Linked DNA regions of Mus musculus: region 2 is linked to region 1. The links are chromatin loops, found by intact Hi-C in ENCODE. Cell type or tissue: left cerebral cortex. All regions are shown on one strand. Links, peaks and the distances in the headings refer to the core of each region. The heading gives the core; the rest is flanking DNA. Region 1 has its middle 16 kb from the start of Optn. Region 2 holds the start of Gm29984 (a long non-coding RNA gene).

What was found. Peaks named below come from ENCODE experiments on the same cell type or tissue, not always from the same donor. Only the 100,000 strongest peaks of a DNase experiment are listed, where the experiment ranks them.
Region 2: it touches region 1 in a loop (3-fold over the local background); 10 of 42 quality-filtered maps call a loop at or near these places.

What each region holds. Positions count from the first base shown.
Region 1 is chr2:5,074,118-5,086,200 of GRCm38, forward strand. No RefSeq gene overlaps it. Among named protein-coding and RNA genes, the nearest start is that of Optn, 16 kb to the left of the region's middle. In left cerebral cortex, for the core only: a CTCF peak has its summit at 6,132 (motif pointing right); DNase peaks (open chromatin) are centred at 6,122 and 6,506; H3K4me3 peaks cover 307 bases.
Region 2 is chr2:5,818,845-5,830,927 of GRCm38, forward strand. It overlaps Cdc123 (cell division cycle 123), which reads right to left. Exons shown (of 13, transcript NM_133837.5): 5 at 4,258-4,353; 6 at 2,432-2,538. It overlaps Gm29984 (a long non-coding RNA gene), which reads left to right and starts at 6,716. Exons shown (of 2, transcript XR_373966.3): 1 at 6,716-6,982; 2 at 11,886-11,971. In left cerebral cortex, for the core only: a CTCF peak has its summit at 5,580 (motif pointing left); DNase peaks (open chromatin) are centred at 5,590 and 6,018.

The DNA.
Region 1 (12,083 bases), core at 1,646-9,645:
CACTCACTCACTCCTCGTCTCTCAATCCCTTACTAAAAGGTTGAATGGTGTAGCATTGGTTTCTTGGGAGTGTGCTCAGTTTAGGGGGCCATCTTTCTAGAGATTATCCCATTTAGGATGGATTTTTATCAGAGCCAAACACTCAGGGAGGGCAGTGAATGAGAGGTGTGAAATAGGACAAAGTCTACTGTTCTATGAGTATAAGATACCATGACGAAGCCTGTCACTCTGTATGCTGACAAAAAATTAATAATTAAAAAAACCTAGAACGACAACATACTTGTCTGTCAAAAGACTTTCAAGGGATCTGCCAGAGGGGGTGAAATGCATGCGTGCATGCATGCATGTGTGTGTGTGTGTGCGTGCGCGCATGTGCATGTACATGTGTGTTAGAGATCAAATACATGCTTGGCTACTGAGCTACACCCCTGCATTTGAGCCTATTGCAGGTTAGTTTTCATGTCTAGTGCTTATGTTTACTTTTAATTTAAAAAAAAGTCCTATTTGACATATAATTCATTCAACACGATGACATGTATTAATTGCAGTTGATACAGCCTCTACTGGACTCTAGAGGTTTTCATCTTACAACATCCTTTTCTTATGTTTATAACACTAGTTGGCTCAATTCAGTTAGTCTACACTTTTTTTCTTTTTTCTTTAAAGATTTATTTATTTATTTATTTATTTATTTATTTATTACATGTAAGTACACTGTAGCTGTCTTCAGACACCCCAGAAGAGGGCATCAGATCTCGGTTACGGATGGTTGTGAGCCACCATGTGGTTGCTGGGATTTGAACTCATGAGCTTTGGAAGAGCAGTTGGTGCTCTTAACCGCTGAGCAATCTCTCCAGCCCCCCCCCCCCGCCCTTTCTTTTTCTTCTACTCCTTCTTCTTCTTCTCCTTCTCCTTCTCCTTCTCCTTCTCCTTCTCCTTCTCCTTCTCCTTCTCCTTCTCCTTCTCCTTCTCCTTCTCCTTCTCCTTCTCCTTCTCCTTCTTCTTCTTCTTCTTCTTCTTCTTCTTCTTCTTCTTCTAGACAGGGTTTCTCTGTGTAACTCTGACTGTCTGAGACTTGCCCTGTAGACAGACTGACCTCTAACTCAGAGATTCCCCCTGCCTTGCTTCCTGAGTGCTGGGGTTAAAAGTATGTGCCACCACTGCCCAGCTGAACCCAACATTTTCCATGGGTTCTAGGGGGTCGAACTTAGGCCTGAGCAGTCTCTCCAGCCTCTAACTTATTTTCTTCTTATCCAGACTTCTTAAATAAACATTCAACCCTCTGAACGTCACATGTTTAATGGGCTAACCATAGGTTTTCTACATGAAGGCTCAAAAAAAGATCTTGTTTGGCAAAATTAGGGCTTCTTTCCTTTTCGAGCCTTTAATATGCTAATGTGTGGTATGAGGTTCTGAAAGGGAGGCACAGAGCTCAGTGCTTACCAGATGCTTTGGGCTGAGGTCACTGGACCTCCTATTGCTAAACTCAGTGGCAGTGTAACAGAACATGGCAAAGGCTCTTAGAAGTCTCCAGGCAGCTCTGTTTTGCACGCAGAGCATGATGGATGGAGTCATCTTGAAACAGACTTTCTTACTAAGGAAGAGCCACTTAATTCTGTCAGGTCCCAGCTGTGGCTTGTCTGTGGTGAAAATGCCATAGGTCATTTATTCATTTCACTTTGGTCAGGGCTGAGGCTGGCTAAGCAGCCAGTTGTAGGTGGATGCAGGAGTCTGCAGGGCACCTGGTGGGAAGTCTGGGTTCTTGTGTCCTGGAACAAGGAATTGCACCAGGAATTCCTGGATAGTGGTAGATACCACACTGGTTTTATTAAGGAAAAAGGTACATCTGAGGATAGAAGAAGGCTAGAGCTGTTTGGCTTAATGGTGAGTGCTTGACAAATGATTGGATGTTTATACCCTGTTAGCATGGCTTTTGGGCCATTCTTAGAACAGGAAATGCTCTGTATTGTTCTGTTACAAGATAGACTTGGTAGGGAGGGTTGTTGGTTTCTTTCCTATGCTAATCTCTGTTCTTTTACATTTAAACACACACACACACACACACACACACACACACTCTCTCTCTCTCTCTCTCTCTCTCTCTCTCTCTCTCTCTTGGGATGAGGGAGGGAGGGAGGGAGGTAGAGAGAGAGAGAGAGAGAGAGAGAGAGAGAGAGAGAGAGAGAGAGAGATCAGAGAACATCTTGAGGTAGTAGGTTTCTCTTCTTCCTTCACATGGGTACCAGGGATAGAACTCAAGAGCTTTTCCCTGCTGAGCCATCTCCCCATCTCCCTAATCCTTATATGCTAATTTTGATGCCTCTGTTCACTACTCTGCAGCCATAAGACCTCCACTTGTACCTCTGGTTGCTGAGGCAGCTGTGGCTCTGCCTGGAGGCCACCAATCATTCTAGGAAGAAGGATAGTGACTTAGTGTTTTCATCGCTGTGAAGAGACACCATGATGATGGCTGCTCCTTTATAGAGGACAACATTCAGTTGGGGCTGGCTTACAGGTTTAGTTCATTACTATCATAGTGGGAAGCATGCCAGCATGCAGGTAGACATGGCATGGAGAAGGACCTGAGAGTTCTACATGGACTGGCAGACAGCAGGAAAAGCTAGTGAGCCACGGTCTTAGTTAGGGTTTTACTGCTGTGAACAGATACCACGACCAAGGCAACTCTTATAAAGGACAACTTTTAATTGGAGCTAGCTTACAGGTTCAGAGGTTCAGTCCATTATCATTAAGGCAGGAACATGGAAACATTCAGGCAGGCATGGTGCAGGTGGAGCTGAGAGTTCTACATCTTCATCTGAAGGCGGCTAGTAGAATTCTGACTTCCAGGTAGCTAGAAAGAAGGTCTTATAGCACATACCCCCAGTGACACACCAACTCCAATAGGGCCACATCTTCTAATAGTGCCACTCCCTGGGCTGAACATATACAAATCATCACAGCCACTGAGCCTGGCTTGAGTTTCTGAAACCTCAAAGCTCACTCACTGTGACTCACTGTCTCCAACACGGCCACACGTCCTAGTGCCACTGTCTAAGCATTCAAAAATTATGAGTTTATGGGGACCATTCTTATTCAAACCATCACATTCCACTCCATGACACCCTCCCCCCCCCTATAGGCTTATATTCATATCATAACACAGAAATGCGTTCAGTCCAACTCTATCAGTTTCAACCCCGTGTAAAAGTCCAAGGTCCAAAATCTCTTCTGAGACTCATGGCAGTATCTTAACTGTACTCTGCCTATAAATTCAAAATAAAAAAAGCAGATCACATGCTTCCAACATATAATGACCAGGATATACATGATCATTCCAAGAAGGAGGAGAGGGAGCACAGCGAGGAAGTACTGGACCAAACAAGACTGAAACCAGCTGGGCAATCGCCAAACTCTACACCTTCCTGTCTAATGTCAATGTGCCCTTCAGATCCTTAAGCCCTTCCAGCCATGTTGACTGTCACACACTTCTCTCTCTTGGGCTGGTTCCACCCCCTCTTAGCAGCTCTCCTTGGTAGGTATCCCATGGCATCTCTAGCCTCTTGGGTCCTCTAAGGCAATCTAGGCTTCACTTTCACAACTTCATGAAAAGGTCTCCCTGGGCCTCCATGCAGGGACACTCTTGCCACTCCTGTCTAGCCTCAGCAGCATTCTTCGTCTCAGAGGGAGATTCCATAACCCCTATCTTGTAGCTTTGACTCTAAAGACAGAATCATGAGGCTAAAACTGCCAAGTGTTGTTCCTTGCTGGGGCTGCAGTATGGCCTCCTCATTCAAATACATTTCCACCAGCTTTCTGTTTTCAATGGTTTCCTTAATTGCTTAAGCTTGGCTGTCTTGGAACTTGATCATAGACCAGGCTGGTCTCAAATTTAGAGATCCCCTGCCTCGGCCTTCTGAGTGCTGGGATTAAAAGTGTGTACCATGCACCTGGCCTTAAGTTTTTTAAAACTTCCTCTGAACAAGTTGGAAACTTAACTGGGTGGGGACTTGCTCTGAGGTCACCATTCCCTTTATCTCTTGGCCTCAGGCTGTTCTTTAATCTGTTTATACTTCCTGGCACCCCTTTCTTCTCAAACTGTATACTTTGCATTTCCCTTCCTCAGCTTGTTTCTTTTCAGTATAGATCTGCATAAGACTGGCCACTGATCACCATACAACTTGGTCGACAATAAGCTATTTTGAAATCTCCTCTGTCAACACAATCCAAAACTTTTGAATTTAATCTCAGGCAGACTTTTTTGGACAAAAGCAAAATGCAGTCACATTCTTCACCAAAAAAGAGTGCTCTTTAGGTCACATAATAATATTCTTCTCTAAAACCTCTTAAGCTGGGCCCTCACAGTTCCAATCCTTTTCAGCACCACTGTCTTTCATGCTCCTACTAATATGGTCCATTAAGCCCTTCTCAAAGCATTCAACTGCTTTCCTAATCCAAAGTCCCAAAGTTTACATTCTGCCAAGAAGAAGCCACATGGTCAAGCTTATCAGAGCAACACCCCACTTCTGGTACCAACTTCCATCTTAGTTAGGGTTTCTATTGCTGTGAAGAGACACCATGACTACAGCAACTCTTATAAAGGAAAATATTTAATTGGGGATGGCTTACAGGTTCAGAGGTTCAGTCCATTAATGTCAGGTGGGAAGCATGGAAGCCCAAAGGCAAGTATGGTGCTGGAGAAAGACCTGGAAGTTCTACATCTGGACTGGCAGGCAGTAGGAAGAGTAAGTGAGCCACCCAGCCTGGCTTGTGCTTCTGAAACCTCAAAGCTCCCCCCACTCCCTTCAGGAAGGTGTCTGGGAACGATTTACCTCCTAAATGTGCTCAGAGATGTTGTGTTTTTCCTGTAACAATTTACTTGATTGTTCTCAAGGATGTGATATTTCTATTTGTGGGATGCTTTGTTGTTCTCCTGTCCATTTCTCACAAAGCTGGGGATAGGAATAGCCCATTCCTGGACTAAGATCTTGGAGGATGCTCTAAGACAGATATGCTTGGGTCTGAAGTTAGTTAGGGGCAATCCTGATTCACAGTTAGCTTCTTAGTGAACTGAAAAAACACTTGATACTTTACTAATATAATGTATAGGACCTGTGTTAGGTTTCTCCAGCAAAATGGGACGGAGAGGGAGAGGGAGAGGGAGAATGAAGCAGGAATGTCTAAGGTTTATATGAGGTCATCAGGCTGGAATTTCAGGTAAGAATTACAATTGATGTCTGGACTCCAAATCCCTCAAGTGAGAAACTGAGGCAGGGTTTCTCTGTGGCAATCTGGTTGAAGAAAAATTTCTTCTACCTTGAGAAACTGCAGTCTTTACTCTCAAAGCTTTCAAATGAAAGGACCCACACACAATATGGAGAATCACACGCTTTATGCAGAACACCAATCACATAAAGAATGTGTCTCCACAGAAGTATCTCCAGTGGTATTTGGCCAAATGCAGGGCATTTTAGTCTGGCCAAGTTAATGCACACAGTTAACTATCACATGGGGGAAAACTTATCAGTTTTTAAAGGTTACTGAGGGCTTGAGAGGCTGAGGCAGGAGGATCAAGTTTGAGGTCAACCTGGGTTACATGGCAAGACCTTGGTCTAAACAGTTATTATTATTTTTTTAATTTGAAGAAAAATTTAAAATTTGAAAAGGCATACGGAGCAGCTGATGTTTCTCCAACATCATCCCGGTGTGGGGAGGTAGAGGCAGAGGATCAGGAGTTCATGTTCACCCCTAGCTTTATGCTGTCCATGGTTCATCATCTCTTATGGCCCATATTAGTCATTGTGCCATTCAAAAGCCACAGAGCAAGAGAAACATGTTTCACAGCTCCTACTGTATCCTGGACCCTAGGGATGCAACAGTGGCAAGATGTGGTTTCTGCTCTTCATTGTGAGCTGACTTGGCTGAGGCTATAAAGCAAAGGTGCTTTGTGAAATTCAGAGAGGATAACGTAAGGTAACTCAGAGATATGCACAGGAAGTTGCATATTTGCAATAAAGCCACACACAGCAGAACTATTAGATCCAGGCACTCACTCAACGTGGATTCTGGGCTCTTCAGCTCTGATCTCTTCAGCTCTCATTTGCTCAGACTGTCTATGTCCAGCAGATGGTGCCAAATGACTGTCTGCAGTCAACTGGCAGTCCCTCTCAGGGAAAATCCAAATTGAGCCTATGAAAGAAAGGTCAGCATTTTTAAGGAAAGTGCTCTTTGTCAGACTAAGACCTTTTAATTTGTCCCATTTTAATAGTACATATGTATCAAGATAAAAAAAAAACAGACAAGGAAATGGCCTCCTTTGCTGGGATTGTGGAATTGTAAGACCCCCGAAACTGGGGAGACCTCCGCTCAAGTCCCGGGTTGAGCTGGTCGGCACCCCGATAACACCTGATGCAAACTGCAAGACGCTTTATTGTCAGCTAGCTGAGGGGAGTTCGATCTCGAGCGGTAACAGTAGGGGGCTTTTAACAGCTAGCTGAGGAGTTGGGAGGAGTTTGGCTACAGCTCTTCTCTGGCGGGTGTCCTTGGTAAAATAACAAGGCATGAAGAGTGAGGAGTGAGCTGTAGCTCTTCTCTGGGGAATCTATCTCCATGTCCTTGGCACAGGGAGCCAAGCAAGCGCCTGGCTAGGTCTCCCCACAATCATCGAGTCTCTGGCTGTAAGGCACAGAAACAAAAAGACTTTTTGTTGGCTATAGAGAACAAAGAGCTTCTTTCTGGCTGTATTTTAAGAGATCAGGGAAAACAAGCTTGGGGAATGTCCAGGGGCTTTACCTTTCAGGGAGAAACGCTCTAAGTCGGGGTCTCACAGAATTATGGGAACAGAGGTCAGGAAGTACTTCAGTAAAACAGCACCCCAATATAGACTGGCATATGAAACTCCAATGACTGAGCATACACGTGTGTATTCATATATTTTGAGTCTACACTTGTATAGAAGTGTATGTATCATGTATGCATATGTACATACGTGCCTGTGTGTGAATATATGGGTAGAAGTCCAAGTGTGTGCGTTTTTGTAATGTGTCTGTATGTGTTGAGTATTTGCAAGTAGGTGCCTATGGTCACATACAAGCATACTCATGGTGTATGTGGAGTGCCTGTGTATGATTGTGAGGAATATGAGTGTGAGTGTGCACATGTGGATGTGTATATCCATGTGTGACTGTGTACACGTATATGTTTACTTTTGGGAAAAATTAAAAAATAAAATAGATGAGGAATGGAAGGTTTGACATATTTTTAAAGGGCAAAGGTACAATTGTTGAGGCAGTGGAAATTGGGAGGATGGAGCCTAAAAACCGAGAAGGACTAAAGCCTCAGGCCTTAGCCAACCTTACTCAGAGCATCAGACAATCTATACTCTGAGAGTTAAGAAGAATCGAATGAGTACAGTTTACAATCACAAAGACAAACCACACATGGCGGTAACATGTCTGTCTACACGGACATAAAACCAAACAATAGCCAGCTCCAATGAACAATCTGAAGTCAACTCCCTCCTACCCACCATACTTGGGAGGGACATTTAATCACATTTCAGAAAGAAGTTGGCATTTGGAAGAAACAGGTCACAAAGACTCTTGTTTACTTGGAATTTTCTCACACGAACTCAGAATTCTTCTTATCGGACTCCATTTTTGGAAAGTGTTCTGACATAAAATACTTAGAACTTCCTAAGAGAGTTAAGATATTGGAGGTGTGTGTGTGTGTGTGTGTGTGTGTGTGTGTGTGTGTGTGTGTGTATGTGTGTGTGTGTGTGTATGTGTGTGTGTATGTGTGTGTGTGTGTGTATGTGTGTGTGTGTGTATGTGTGTGTGTGTGTGTGTATGTGTGTGTGTGTGTGTGTGTGTGTGTGTGTGTGTGTGTGTGTGTGTGTTCAAGTGAATATGAGAACCAGGCCTTGATAGAAAGGCATTCATTAGAAGTCCCAAAGAAATGATTCAAACCTGCTTTTGCCCAGTCATCTTGGAAGAATATTGTATAAATGGAAGTTTGGGGGTGAGTGGGGCTCCAGCTCATTCAAGGACCATCCTGTGGAGTTAGTCATTTCAAGAGACACAAGTCCAGTGCTCCTAGATCTGGGACTGGCTCCACTGACAGGGTCCTGCTAAAGAAGGTAGGCTGGGACAGGAAACTCACTGGTGAATTCAAATAGCCAACGTGAGCTCACATTCTCTTTGTGAGGCTTTTATAAGCTCTCACTAAAATAAAGTCTGTGAGTCTGGAATGTTAGTGCTCAGAAGAGAGGCAGGAGGATCAGGGTCAAGACCCGTCTAGGCTGCCTAGTGAGACCTTGCTTCAGATGGGACAAAAAAAGTTGTCAGCTGATAAAGTAGAGAATAAGATGCCATGCAGTGCCATCTGATGTGGCAGAGGAACCTAAGGCTTAGTTAAGAAGCCACTTCTGGGGACTGGGGGTGGGGTATAGCTCAGTGGTACAGTGAGTGCTTCTTCTGCAAGAAGCCCTGCCCTGGGGGATTACACACACACACACACACACACACACACACACACACACACACACACACACACACTTACTTCAATGTCCCATCACCTACTCTGAGACATTTCAGAAAGAAGACAAAAAAGAGCATCCGGAGGCAGTGTCTTTGGAGCATCAGCATCAGGAAATGAAATGGCTATCATGCTCTACCCACCCTCATCCCACCATTTCAGTTGCCTCAAAACAGGAAAGCCTGTGTCTTAAAGAACACCATACAGCTACTAGGTTGGGTGTAGTTACAAACTGTAGGAAAGGAACAGTCTTTATGGTTTCTTCTAATTAATAATTTTAGAAATCATCAAACCATGAAAGATTTCCTAGTAAATCAGTGACACAATTCTGTGTTCTAAAGACTTACCAGCTGCTCTTAAAGGTACAGGTGCCCACCCGAGTATCATATATATGACCATATATATGTACACAGAGTATATGTCACATATAATGTGAATAATTATGTTAGATGGCAAGTACTGAATATATGTATGTATATATGTGTGTATATATATATATATATATACATATATATATATACACACATACATACATACATACACACATACATACATATACATCACAATGCTGCAGGAATATGTGTGTTTATGGGTACATTTTTCTCATTTTTTCTTTCAGATAGGTATTATGCCTCATAGGCAGGCCTTCAGGCTCAAGCTGTAATGGAGAGGATGACTTTGAAATCTCAATCCTTCTGCCTTCACGTCTCAAGCATTGGTTTCAGAATTTGTCACCATGCCTAGAGACTGTGGACCTCTGAAGGAAGTCCTGTGAACACAGACCAGAGGGCCTGAGGGAGGAGCAGCTGGTCCGTGGCTGCAGTGGGATGTTGTCTGGGCATCCGTGGCTGCAGTGGGATGTCGTCTGGCCGTCCGTGGCTGCAGTGGGATGTCGTCTGGCCGTCCGTGGCTGCAGTGGGATGTCGTCTGGCCGTCCGTGGCTGCAGTGGGATGTCGTCTGGCCGTCCGTGGCTGCAGTGGGATGTCGTCTGGGCGTCCGTGGCTGCAGTGGGATGTCGTCTGGCTGTCCGTGGCTGCAGTGGGATGTTGTCTGGGCGTCCGTGGCTGCAGTGGGATGTCGTCTGGCCGTCCGTGGCTGCAGTGGGATGTTGACTACTGATGAGCAGTGCACAGGAAATTAGTGGAGACCGAGGAGAAGAGTTAGCGTTACGTTTTCCTTCTAAAGCATGAACATGGTTAATATTCCTTAGCCTACACTAAAGATAGCCAGGCAGCAAAGCCAGGCTAGGGATTACAGCTCTAATCTCATTAAGTACTTCCAGAGGAGAATTGAAGGAGGAGAGGCCTGACTCAGCAAAATCCACTTGGTTTACAAAGTATTTCTGCTTATGTGTATGAGTGTTTTGCTTCTACGTATGTACCTTATGTGTGCCTGCTGCTCACGGAGGTCAACAGAGAGCATGGGCTCCCCTGGAACCAGAACATCTGGGTTCCGGGAACTGAACCTGAGTCCTCTGCAAGACAGAGAGTGCTCTTCACTGCTGAGCTATCCCATAAGCCCCCATGCTTTCTTTTGATTTAAAAGAGTCCATTTGGTGTCAGTACCAAAAAGCAAAATTAGGGGGCTTGATGGGTGGCTCCTGTGGCGATTTATGGTAGCCCACAACCATCTGTATTCTAGTTCTAGAGGAGCTGACACCTCTGGTCTCTATGAATACCAGGTTCCAACGTACGCATCCAGTGTATGTGCACTGACATATATGCATATCTACACCATGTATACGAATTAAACACACTGCTCATAATTGCGAGGGAATGCTGGTGCGGTGAACCTACATGGCTTACTGTCTTCATCATAGAATTATGCCTGCTTTGTCCAGTGACTTCCAAAAGTTAAAATTTTGACAGTGAGGCATACAAAGAATGTAAATACGTATAACCATAGACGATATTAGGCCTGCCTGAGGTCAAGGGAGGTATATTAGTATGATTAAAAATTACTTCCGATTTTAACAGATGTTTATATTTATAAATATACTTATATTCTTCTGCTTAAACATGCTATCTTTCTTCCCTATATTTTGCTGACTTTATTAGACATGTATTAGTTAGCTTTCTAGTTTCAATAACCACACAGCTGAAAGGTGCAATTTAAAAACGGGAGGATCAGGCAAGAGAGGTGGCTCAGCAGTTAAGAGCACTGACTGCTCTTCCATGGTCCTGAGTTCAAATCCCAGCAACCACATGGTGGCTCACAACCATCTGTAGTGGGATCCTGTGCCCTCTTCTGGTGTGTCTGAAGAGAGTAACAGTGTACTCACATAAATACATTTTTTTAAAAAGGGGGAGGATGGATGTTGGCTCTCAGTTTCAGAGCTCTCATCTACCAGGGCAGAGAGGGTGTGGCAAACAGAGACATTCACAGGATGACAACAGGAAGCAGAGGAGAGGGAGCACAAGCATGGATGACTAGGGTAAAATCACTCCTGAGGACATTCCCGCAGGGACCCGTTTCCTCTGTGAGGCCCTGCCTCCCACTTTTCAACACTTTCCACAGTTTGGTCAGAACCCTAGAATCTGCCTGTAAAGATGCCCTCATAGACACACCTGAGGGCAGACTTTACCAACCTCCTACCTGTTTATTATTAATCAAGCTGAAAATTAGGGCTTAGCATCTGTGTTGGTTTGAAAATGCCTGCCCCAGGGAGTGGCACTATTAGGAGGTGTGGCCTTGGTGGAGTAGGTATGGAGGAAGTGTGTCACTGTGGAGGTGGGCTTTGAGATCCTCTTCCTGACTGTTTGGAAGCCAGTTTTCTCCCAGCTGACTTTGGAACAAGAGCTAGAACTCTCAGCTTCCCAGTGCCATGTCTGCCTGCACTCTGCCATGCTTCCCACCATAATGACAATGGACTGAACCTCTGAACCTGTAATCTAGCCCCAGTTAAATGTTGGTGCTTCACAGAGGTGGTATAGTCCAGTGGGTAGAGCAGACTCTGGAGCATGGTGATTGAGTTTTCAATACCAGGCCCATCTTATTGCTTGTGTGTCTTTGTTGCAGCCATTTAAACTTGAGTGGTTCAGTTTCCTTGTATGTAGCCATGAGAGGGTTATGATGACCGAATGCCTCTGTGCACATTTATACTCACACATGTGTGGAAGCCGTTCAGATTGGCCTAGACTAAGATCAGTGGCAAACAGGGACGTGACTGTTTTGTTTTCATGGAGTATACAGGTAGACTGGAGATTCATGAACTATACTTGAAAATCAAATATAAAACGGGGCTGAAAAGAATCCTCTTTTCTTTTTTCTTTGTGACAAAAACATTTAAGACTCTGTAAGAATGTATAATATAAAGCCATGTTGTGCTCATTTAAAACTTAAGACTAGCAAGAGCCAGGACACAGGACGTGGTGAAGTTGCTAACAGCACATACTGGGTCTGGGGAGATTCTCAATCAGGACAGCACTTACCATGCAAGCACAAGGCTCTGAGCTTGGCTCCCCAGCACCAGCAGGAAAAGCCAAGTGTGGTAGCATTGTCTATAGTTCCAGCATCAGGTTGATGTCGAGGGAGGGCAGAGAGAGGAGCT
Region 2 (12,083 bases), core at 2,461-10,460, 750 kb after region 1:
CATCTGTAATGAGATCTGACGCACTCTTCTGGGGTGTCTGAAGATAGCTATAGTGTACTTACATATGATAAATAAATAAATCTTTAAAAAAAAAAAAAAGTACCAGTCTTCCTGCTTGCCCCTGGAGAGATCACACATCAGTGAGGCGAGCTGAGGGGCTGGTGGCTGTGTGTACAGGGTTTGTTCCCTCCAGCACCTTAGCTGACAGCAGGAGCAAGGCCATTTGTGGGCGAACACTCAAAATCTAAGGCCTCACGCTCACGTGCTGCCAGACTTCCTCCTCAAAAGTCAAAAAAAAAAAAAAATGTAAAACATGCCTGGTAAGTTTTACCATCAACTGCTAAATAGCAAAGCTGATTTTTAAAACCATCAGCTTCAAAATTAAAAGCAATGAGAACCTAGAACCTATGGAAAGACAAAGATGTCCTCATAGTCTTTCTGGAATGAAGAATAAAAGTCAGTAAGAGGCCCTATCAGTTAGTTAATGGATACAAAGCAGTGCGAATGTTGTACAGTTCATGATCTCTTTATTCATAGCATTAGACTTAATTAAAAAAAAAAAGGCCCTTATTGAGGGGGTGGGGGCATGAGAGGAAATAGCTTTCATCTAACCAGAGGGATCTACCAGAATACAAATGTAAAACTATTGCTACATTGTTAAAATGACAAATGAGGGCCATCAACCTCAGTGACACCAGTGCCTGTGAACCATAAAGGACAGTGTTTTGTTTTGTTTTTAATTTTGTTAATTTCTATAAAGCCAGAAATACATGGCTATAGAAATGCCTGCTTGAAGCCGAAAAGATGGCTCAGTGGTTAAGAGCACTGTCTGCACTTCTAGAGGTCCTGAGTTCAATTCCCAGCAACCACATGGTGGCTCACAACCATCAGTAATGGGATGCAGTGCCCTCTTCTGATGTGTCTGAATGAGCAACAGTGCACTCACATCCATTAAATAAAAAAAGCCAGGCAGTGGTGGCCCACCCTTTAATCCCAGCAAAAGGGGAAGAAAAAAAAAAAAAGCCTGCTTAATGCTTTTGCTTCTATACGTTTGGGGTTTTGTTTGGTTGGTTATTTTTGGTTATGATGATGCTAGGGACTGAATGTACGGCCTCATGCATGCTAATCACACACTGGGTGACTGAACTACCTACCCATGCTAGAATTTCCTTCAAAGTAGGAGCTGAGGCTGAGTGAACTGGCAGAACCAACCCAACATTTATTATGGTTAATAAGTAGGAGTGCGTATACTCGTGCAAACACTGTATTTCTGTAGCTTAAAGCTGGGCCTGCAGGCTAGTTTAACTGGGAGACTGCTGTTTAGAAGATGAATGGGAGGGATGTCTAGAAGAGCTTCTCTGCTCTTGGGGCACAGGAAGCGAGGGAAGCCCTGCTCAGTGCTGTGTGCTCTGCCAGCCATGATCAGCAGCAGGCTGAGTTCTGTAGTCAAACAGGGGCCATCAAGAGGAGACAGTAATTCTATATATTTTTAAAATGTATCCTCAAATTTACTTTAAGGATCTTTATTGCAGAGCTTTATAGAAGAAAGAGGATTGTTCAACACATGTTACCAGTATCTAGTAGCAAACATAGCCTACAGGGCAATATGAACAACTGGATCCCACTCATTAAGTTTAACTGTAGAGTTGGCACAGTGGTTATGAGCACTGGCTGATCTTCCAGAGGACCCAGGGTCAATTTCCAGCACCCCTAGCAGCAGGCAATATCTACAACTCCAGCTCCAGGGGATCTGATGCCTTCTTCTAGACTCCGAAGTCACCAGGCATGCATGTGGCACACAGACATATACATGCAAGCAAAAGGTCAGATACATAAAAAAACAAGAAAAGTCCCAAATTAAGGAAAATGAGGCGGGTGGGCTGGCAAGAGGGTTCAGGAGGTAGAGGCACTTGGCGCCAAGCCTGAGAACCTGAGTTTGACCCCTGAATCCAGACAGTGTTAAGAGAGAATCAACTCCTATAAGCTGTTCTCTAACCCCCACGTTCTCCGTGACACTTGTACAAACACACATACAAAATAAAAATATGTGAAAAAACGTAACTAGTCCTTACACAGACAGAAGCAGCAATATTTACATTATATCTACACATGAAAAGAAACCTAAACTACATACAACTGCTTATGGAGCTTTTCAGCATGCTTTCCTGTTCTCATCAGTAGTTATTAATTTCATTTGACCATTATGCACATACTTGAATTTTGTAACAGGGAAAATTACTGAAATGTTTACTATATATAAAACCTTGACAGGCATATCCACTGTGTAGAATTTATTTAAAAGACAAAGAAAAGTTTGCTCTAATACTCATCTGAGGGCCATGAAACAGCTCCTGATGCAGAACTGTTACAGTTCGGCCCTGGAGAGAGTGGAATGTCACCACTGGGAAGCAGCTACTCACAAGACACTTACGGCTGTGTGAAGTCATGGGTGATGAAATCAGAACTCTTGAAAAGCAGGAAGATATCACTGAGAGTTTTACACTTCAGGGAACTGTTCATCGCTATCCAGTACGCATCCTAAACAATAAACATGTATGAGTTACGACACACCCAGCGAGTGCAGCCCAGGCACACAGATGAGAGAGCACCAGTGCACAGCGCCTCCAGGGTCAAATTACACTTCTCAACAAACAGCATGATCAGCCCATGCTAGACACCCAGCCATGTACGCTGAGGACCAAGATGGCTCAGCAGGCAAAGGCACTTCCCACCAGCTTTGACCACTGACTGCAATACTGCGCCACACACGGGAGAAGAGAACCACGTCCCACAAATTGTCCTCTTCCAAAAATGCACACACAAGTATACCCACCCACAAAACAAATGAGTATAATTTTTTTTTTCAAAAAAGTGTAGTTATGCACACTGAGATAGGAGGACCCACACATTTAGACCAGGGCGTTTTTCACGATAAGATGGAAGGAAGGTTAATGAAGTCACACAGGTCAGGGCGAAGATTCACGTGGTGAAGAATCAGCTGCTCTCCACAGTGAAAGCAGTCATTTCCAGCCTCCCTGATTGGGGAGACCAACCGACGAGCACCTGAACTTGGATGCTCAGGGCAGTCAAGACCCTGTTCATCTGATCAGGAAGGAATAAGTCAAACAGTTTCACCACCACAACCCAAAGCAGGGCTGCACCGGACATGTGGACGTAAAGTAACCGGGCCCAACGCAGTGTGATAAAGTCACACTTCTATAGACAGCTCAGACACAGGCTAAAATACACAATGGAAAACACCAATAACTACCAAAACTGTCCCATTACCCACACTGCATGGAAGAAAGCACTGGTGTATACAAGTCATTCCATAAACAAATGAACAGGTGCATAAGGAATTTACAACCAGAAATAATCTTCCTATCTTAAGTGGAAACAAAGAAAATTTCAAACATTATTCATGTAGATGAAAAGTTGCCTGAGAAACTAAAAATGAATTTAAAAAACCTCTACATGATATCTTTATAATTTCTCCCAATAAAAAAAGACAATAAACTTCTAGTTAAAGAAAGTATACCCAAATCATATTTAATCCCACAAAAACATCAGTATGTACACAGCAAACCACACAGCTGAATAAAAAATAATGCAACTCTTAACTCTAAGGATGGCAAAACATGGAATGGGAAGATGTTATTAATTGTAGTAGTATGCCTCAGGTAAGGACAGGGTGTTTGCAAAAGGACGGTCATGGCAAACACCGAATATGCGGAGAAACAAAACTGGATCCCTGCCACTGTGTACAAGCGTGTCTGTGTCTGTGTGTGTCTGTGTATGCAAGGTTAGAGGACAACTTTCAACACTCAGTTCTCTCCTGCCTCGTGGGTCCCTGGAATGAACTCAGGTCATCTGGCTAGATGGCAGGCACTTTTACCCACTGAGCTATCTCTCTGGGCCACCATATTTATTGTACTTTTCAATAGAGAAAACCTTGCTCAACTGAGAGGGTGAAGTTTTAAATAATGCAGACTACGAACATACCCAGAATCCTAGTACAATTGGCAACACAAGAGGTCAAATTGTCTTTTGGCAGAATGCACAGTATTTCGTAGAAAGTACAAACAGCAAAATCAGAAGAATAAAACAACAGAGGAAAAATATAATAATCTCAACAGTGCTTTCCCTGAAATTAAGAATGTAATGGAAGGTACATTAGATGCTCGGAGGGAATATAAAATGAATACAGAACAAAACAAACAACTACTCAAATAGTGAGATTTCTTTACATCTTCCTACCCTTGGGGCACTCCAGTTAAGCTTAGGGAAGACACTACCCCCCAGCGAATTGATAGCTTCTTGGACTTGAGTGTTGAACTCAGGAAACTCTGGTGCCTAGAGAGACAGAGAACAGGTCGTGAGCAAGTCAACACCATTAGAAGAGTCACAGAAATCATGATCAACATTTCAATGTTTCAGTTAGGGTATCAAAACCAGAATTATATATAATGCAAATTATTGTTCTTATTCCTGCTCTCAATTAAATAAAATCACCAAGAAAGTAGTATTTACCAGAAAGAGGAATAAAATCATCAACTTCTTAAATGGTACTTTCCGAACCCACACGTCTCTGAAAACACAGATGTCACCAAGTGTGTGGTTCGGGAGGAGCAACTCAGTGGTCTTTTCTGAATCCTTACCTAATGCCAGCATCTGAGCCAAGTGAGAGGCATATCCCTGTAACCCAGCACATGTCAAGGACAGGCAGGGACCAGGAGCTCAGGACAGCCTTGACTAGACAGAAAGTTCAAGGCCAATAGCTGCTACACGATGCTCTGTCTACTAAGGTCTGGGCAAGGGTGGGAAGAAGGGGTGGGGATAAGGCAGTGGATGTGTGTGCTTAGCACAGCAAGCATGAGGACCCAGGTTTAACCCCGCAGTACAAAAGCAGACATGGCTACCCATGCCTGTAACCTCAGCATTGGGGGGCAGAGACAAGCAGATTACAAGAGCCCACTGGCCAGCCTCCCTAACTGAATCGACAAGCCCCAAGTTTACTGAGAGTCAAGGCAGTGAGATAAAGAGCAACAGAGGGCGATGCCCCGTATCTTCCTCCGGCCTCCGAGAACACGGCATGTATGTGCGCATACACACACTCACACAGTGACTAGCGTGAGCTATTTTTTGAGAGAAGAGATGCCGGTGGGAAGTTCTCAGAAATAATACCCCATACTTAAATGGTCATTTATGCAAAAGGTTCACTGAAAATGAAAAACACCTGATGAATAAATTATACCTAGACACTACTATTTACAAGTAAGTTCTAATACAAACAAAGTTAAAATGTCCTTTTCTTTTTGGTTGAGAGTTAGAAAAAGACATTTTTGTGTAAACATTAATTCAAGCCGTCCAGTGTTTGCTTCAACCAGGAAGTAAGAGAAATACTACTGTTCAGTGGGAAGATGAGCTGGGTTACCAATAGATCCTGCCTAGGTAAATAGCAAGGGGGCTGGAAATGGACTTTAGTGGGAGGCAGAACACAAGGGCAGTAACAAACTCTTTGTGGCACTACCAGACTGCAGTAGCCTCTAAAGACGGGGTTGTTGCCCCCTACTGGGCAACTGCAGGTTCTGAAAAATAAATCTAACTAAAATTATAAAATTACCTACCCAGTACAAACCCAGATGATGCCTGTGGACTTTCAAGATTTAGCCCATGGAAGAGAAAACAAAACAAAACAAAACAAACAACCACAAAAAACTGAGAAGAAAAAGCAAGCTCTTAAAATGAAAAACAACTTAAAATTAGAAACAACCATTGGTTGATCTGAGGCAAAGACTTGATCCCTGGCCCTAAGCATGCCAGGCAAGAACTTTAACACCAAGGCACACTCTAAAAAGGGTTAACTGTAAGTAAGACACTAGGCTGGCTAACAAGCTCTCACTGACAGACTTGACAGACTGCCCCATATCTCTCTTCCACTAGTCTACAACCTACCCAGCTTAGACAAGTCAGGAAGCTACCCCTCAACGGAACTAGGAGTTCCCTTTTGCCTGCCTCTCCAGTCAAAAGGATGCAAATTACTTCCTCAAAATCATCAGAAGCTGCAGATCTGGCTGCCATAGAGCTTTGTCAATAGAACTCACTTATCTAAGATCAGCAGTGATTTCCATACAAGATACAACCGGGCAGCAAAGATGATTCGGTGGCTAAGCGCACTGGGTTCGCTTCCCAGAACCCACATACTGACTCACAACTGTCTGGAACAGCAGTTCCAGGAGAACTGACCCTTTCTTCTGGCCTCCACAGATCCAGGCATGAATGCAGTACACAGACATACGTGCAAGCAAATTCCCATACACAAAAAATTAAAATAATAATTGTAAGAGATACAATTACAAGGACAAATTAGTCCATTTCCCTACTCCACAAAGTGCTGCACGTAAGGACTGCTATATTTCCACACATTTTGCTTTGGTTTCACAGTGCTAAGGACTAACTTCAGGGTTGTGTGCACTTTAGGCAATATGCAAAAAACCCTGGATTTGTTTAAGCTTGTTTTGTTTTGGTTTGGTTTGTTTTTTGAGACAGGTTCTCATGTAGCCCAGGCTGGCCTCAACCTCACTATGTAGGCCAAACTGGCCTTGAACTCTTGGCCCACCCACCATCCCTCCCTCCCTCCCTCCATCCTGCTGGGATTGCTGCCATGCACAGCTACACCCTGACCTATTTGCTACATTTCAAAGATGAGGATTTAACTGCTTCCCTCAAATCCTCAAAATCATTCAACCTTTGAAATACTAAACCACGAATCCTACGGAAACTTTTTAATTATAAAAAGTCTACATATAGCACACCATTATGTGATTTTCACTATACCTGAACTATGAACTCAGTAAACCATAGCTAACTCAGTGTTGAGAAAGATCCTATGTGTATCCTGTCTGAAAGAGATCCCCGTGTCATCTCTCCCATCCCGAGGGTTACACAGTAACCTGAATGCTGTACCGCTTGTTCAGAAAGGGTAAGCTTCCTTTTTCTCTCTCTTGTCTTAATAGTTTTTAATTGAACATTTTCTTTACATTTCTAATGTTTTCCCCTTTCCAGGTCTCCCCTTTGGAAACCCCCCTCCCCACTCCCCCTGCCTCTATGAGGGTGCTCCCCCACCTACCCACTCCTATCTTCCAGCCCTTGCATCCCCCTACACTGGGGCATTGAACACCCTCAGGCCCAAGGGCATCTTCTGCCAATGATGTCTAACAAAGCCATCCTCTGCCACATATATATGGGTCCCTCCATGTGTATTCTTTGGTTGGTGGTCCAGTCCCTGGGAGTTCCGGGGGGTAGGGGGTCTGGCCTGTTGACACTGTTGCTCCCTTCACGGAGCTGCAAACTCCTTCAGCTCCTTCAGTCCCTTCTCTAACTCCTCCATTGGGGACCCTATGCTCAGTCCAATGGTTGGCTTCGAGCTTCTGCCTCTGTATTTGTCAGGCTCTGACAGAGCCTCTCAGGAGACAGCCATATCACGATTCCATCAGCAAGCGTTTTTAAGAACCACAAAATGCTATGTGGGTGTGTGTGTGTGTGAGACTTGGAGGAGGAGGAGGAGAGAGGGAAGAACTGTAGTTGGGATGTAATATATAAAAGAATAATAATGAATAAAAAAGAACCACAAAGCATATACAAAGGTGGTATTTACTCATACTACTAGACTAAAACATTGAGTCTGGCAGACTTAACTCAGACCTTTCTGTGTTCTTGTTTGTTTTACTTTACTGGTTTTTTCCAGTCAAATAAAGCTAGGTTAATTGTTAACTCTGTCTTCCTTTTTTTTCCTTTTCTTCCATTCTTCCTTCCTTCCTTCCTTTCTTTCCTTTTTAAGTTTTCAAGACAAGGTTTTTCTGTGTAGCCCTGACTATCCAGGAACTCATTCTGTAGACCAGGCTGGCCTCTGCCTCCCAAGTGCTGAGATTAAAGGTGTGCCCTGCCACAGCCAGGTGTTGTTGTATATTTCTTTCCTTTTTGTTATTAAGTTATTTTACTTTGCATCCTGATTGATTGCAGCTTCCTTTCCCTCCTCTCCTTCCAGAACTTCCCTCTTGCCTCTCTTCCCGCCCCATCTACCTCTCCTCCCCTTCTCAGAAAAAGGAATCCTCCCATGGAGATCAGCCAACCTTGGCATATGCAGCTGCACAAGACTAGGGGCCTCTTCTATTCATGCTAGACAAGGCAGCCCAGTTAGGGGAAAGAGATCCATTAGTGATGCAGTCAGAGGCAGCCTCTGTTCCCACTTTAAGGGTCCCACATGAAGACCTAGCTGCACAACTGTTGTTACATATGTGCAGAGGGCCTACATCAGTTCCATGTATGTTCTCTGTGAGCCCCCATGGGCCCAGGTTAGTTGATTCTGTAGATTTCCTTGTGTATCTTTGACTCCTCTGGCGCCTACAATCCTTTCTCCTTGATCCTCCACAGGCTTGCCCAAGCTTCGCTTAATGTTTGGCTGTGAGTCTCTGCATCTGTTTCCATTGGTTGGTGGGTGTAACTCTGATGACAGTTAAGCTAGGCTCCTGTTGCACGTATAAGAGAATATCTTTAGCACTGCCAGGCTTGGGCTCCCTTTCAGGGCATGGGTCTCAAGCTGGCCCAGTCACTGGTTGGCCCTTCCCTCGAATTCTGCTCCACCCTTTGCCTGTACATCTTGTAGGCAGGACAAATTGTGGGTCTAAGCTTTTATGGCTGGGTTGGTGTCCCAATCCCTCCACTGGAAGTCTTGCCTGCTATAGGAGGCTCTATATTTCCTGAAGGGAAAAACAAAACAAAACATTACTAAGAGGAATGAAGTCCCTGACCATCATTTTTAAACCGGTGTATAGTCTACATTCATGACTTTAACTCTAAAGTATGCGTACCTGTATGGCATTCTAAGAAGAATTTTATGTCACTTGCTATCATACTATCACTTGCTATGAATGTTTTTATTTTTTAAAATGTTTTGTCTTGTGTGTAACTGTGTTGCCTGCACTGTGTTGCACTGTGTATGTACTGTGTTGTATGCAAGTCTGGTGCCATAGAGGCCAGAAGGAGGCACCAGATCCCTGGAACTGGAGTTACAGATGGCTAGAAGCTGCCACGTGGGTCCTAGGACCCAAACCTAGGTCCTCTGGAAACATAGGCAGTGCTCTTGAATGCTGAGCCATCTCTCCTGTCCCTATGTACCCTTTTAGTGAGTTCATTTGGAGGAGGGACACTGAGATGAATCTAAATTGCAGTATCTTTAAGCTACTGTTCCAAATTATAAGTTCACCATGGCGCTTCTGACATCGTGATTATTATTTCCCTCCTTGTGATTGAGACAAGGCTTTTAGCCCAAGATGGCCTCCAGATTGCAAACCCCACACCTGAGCCCCCTGAGTGCTTGGATTATGCCTGTAGCTCCCTCCCTCCCTCCCTCCCTCCCTCCCTCCCTCCCTCCCTCCCTCCCTCCCTCTGCCTTTGGGGAGGAGCGTGCTCATTCGATGGCCTTTTATTTATACTAGAGAATGATTACTTTGGATTTTCCTTCCCTGGACCTGGCTCTAGGGTCTCCTCCACTAAGAGTTCTCCAAGAATGAGTGTTCCTATTGCCCAGCTCCACTGACTTATTTACATAGCCACTAGCTTTTTACTTTAGCTGTCAGGCTGGTGCGAATGCTCACACACCATTCACACAGATTCTCTCTCCCTTTCCCCCACGTGCTTCACCACTGTTTCCCAAACCCTACTCTCTATGCATGCCCACTTACTTCTAGTTACATCAGGTAATGAATTCTTCTCCCATGCTGTTTTAGAGCATACTGCAATCACTAAGTCCCTTTACTCCTAAATACAGATATATGGATAGATAGACGGAGAGATAGATACAAATTTAGATAAATATATATATATATATATAAATTTAGATAAAATACATTTATAAACAGATAAATATGGATATATATTTCCTTTTATAAAAGAGTAAAATGATGACAATCAAGAGGCTTACAGAAATATAACACTGTCTTAGTCAGGGCTTCTATTCCTGCACAAACATCATGACCAAGAAGCACTTGGGGAGGAAAGGGTTTACTTGGCTTACACTTCCATACTGCTGTTCATCACTAAAGGAAGTCAGGACTGGAACTCAAGCAGGTCAGGAAGCAGGAGCTGATGCAGAGGTCATGGAGGGATGTTCTTTACTGGCTTGCCTCACCTGGCTTGCTCAGCCTGCTCTCTTATAGAACCAAGACTACCAGCCCAGAGATGGTCCCACCCACAAGGGGCCTTTCCCCCTTGATCACTAATTGAGAAGATGCCTTACAGCTGGATCTCATGGAGGCATTTCCTCAACTGAAGTTCCTTTCTCTGTGATAACTCCAACACAAAACTAGCCAGTACAAACACTATTGCCTAATCTCTAGACTGTATTGAAGTATGCTCACTGTTCTAACAGTCTTTTATAGTAAAAGAAAATCAGAACCTTTTTCCTTCTCTAGAATCCAGTCCAGAAGCATCCACTGTAGTTAGGTGTCATGTTTCATTGCTCTCCCATACTCTCTAACAGCTCTTCTTGCTATAGTCCTTATTGGTGATAACCTTGATATTTTAGAAGGGTATGTAAAGAGCTGGTTTCTGGGACCTATCATGCTCCCATTATTCTCTTCCATTTCCTTAGTTTCTGACACAGCAAGCTACTGTGGGCCCATTTCACTTTCCCAACTTCAATCCTGAATTTCTCTAAGAAGTTTCAGGTCAGTGGAGAATGGTATTCAAAAGCCAGAATAAAGCCTAAGTATGCTCCCTGCTACCATAATGAATATCACTGATTCAGTACACAGGAGTATGGAAAACACACACACACACACACACACACACACACACAAAGACGGGGGGAGAGAGAAAGAGGGGGGGTGAGGAGGAGAGGAGAGGAGAGGAGAGGAGGGGGGAGAAGGCGAAAGAGAAAGAGAGAGAGAGAAGGAGAAAGAGAAAGAGAGAATTATGATTTTAAAAGATGTATCTGCGCTTGGGAGACAGAGGCAGGCAGATTTCTGAGTTCAAGGCCAGCCCGGTCCTACAGAGTGAGTTCCAGGACAGCCAGGGCTACACAGAGAAACCCTGTCTCAAAAATACAAAACAAAACAAACAAAAAACAAAAAAAAAACCAAACAAACAAAAAAATCCACCCCAAACCATATCTATTTATTTATTTGTCTAATGTATAAGTTTATGGCAATGTGTATGTAGTGTATAAGTTTAGTTGCAATATGTGTGTAGGAGGCCAGAAGCCATAGAGCATGAAATCTCCTGGAGTTACAAGTGGTTGTATGCCACTTGACACAAATGCTGGGAACTGAACCCAGGAATTCTGTATTAATGGTAAGCATTTTTTTTTTTGTTTGTTTTGTTTTGTGTTTTTGTTTTTCAAGACAGGGTTTCTCTGTATAGCTCTGGCTGTCCTGGAACTCACTCTGTAGACTGGGCTGGTCTCGAACTCAGAAATCCACCTGCTTCTGCTTCCCGAGTGCTGGGATTAAAGGCATGCGCCAGCACTGCCCAGCAATGGTAAGCATTTCTGCCCTCGAGATATCTCTACAGTTCCCACTGTTTGATTTTAATGTTTGTATCTCTCCAAAGTTCATGGCAAACCTTAATCCCAACCACAGTGACATTAGGAGGTAACCTTGAGGAAGCTAAGTCATGAGAGGCTATAGCTTCGTGAATAGTTCACAGCTTCAGAAAAACATCAGTCTCTGCCTTCTCAACTCTCCTGTCTCCTTCATCATGCTCTCACTCAGAAATAAGGTGCCATCTTGAAGCAGAGAGATTCTCTCTCCCCAGACATTATGTGTACCTTGTTCTTAGACGTCCTTTGAGAAATAAAATTCTATTATTTCTAAATGACTCACTAGAAATGGGATACACATGACAAGAAAGCAGAGAGAGGAGCTATCGAAGAACGGAAGCACCACGGAGAGGCGAGAAGATGACAGCAAAATGAAGGAAAGCACAGTATAACAATATATACACATATCACAAAAGAACTCACTTGATATGCACTCACTGATAAGTGGGTATTAGTCCAGAAACTTAGAATACCCAAGATACAA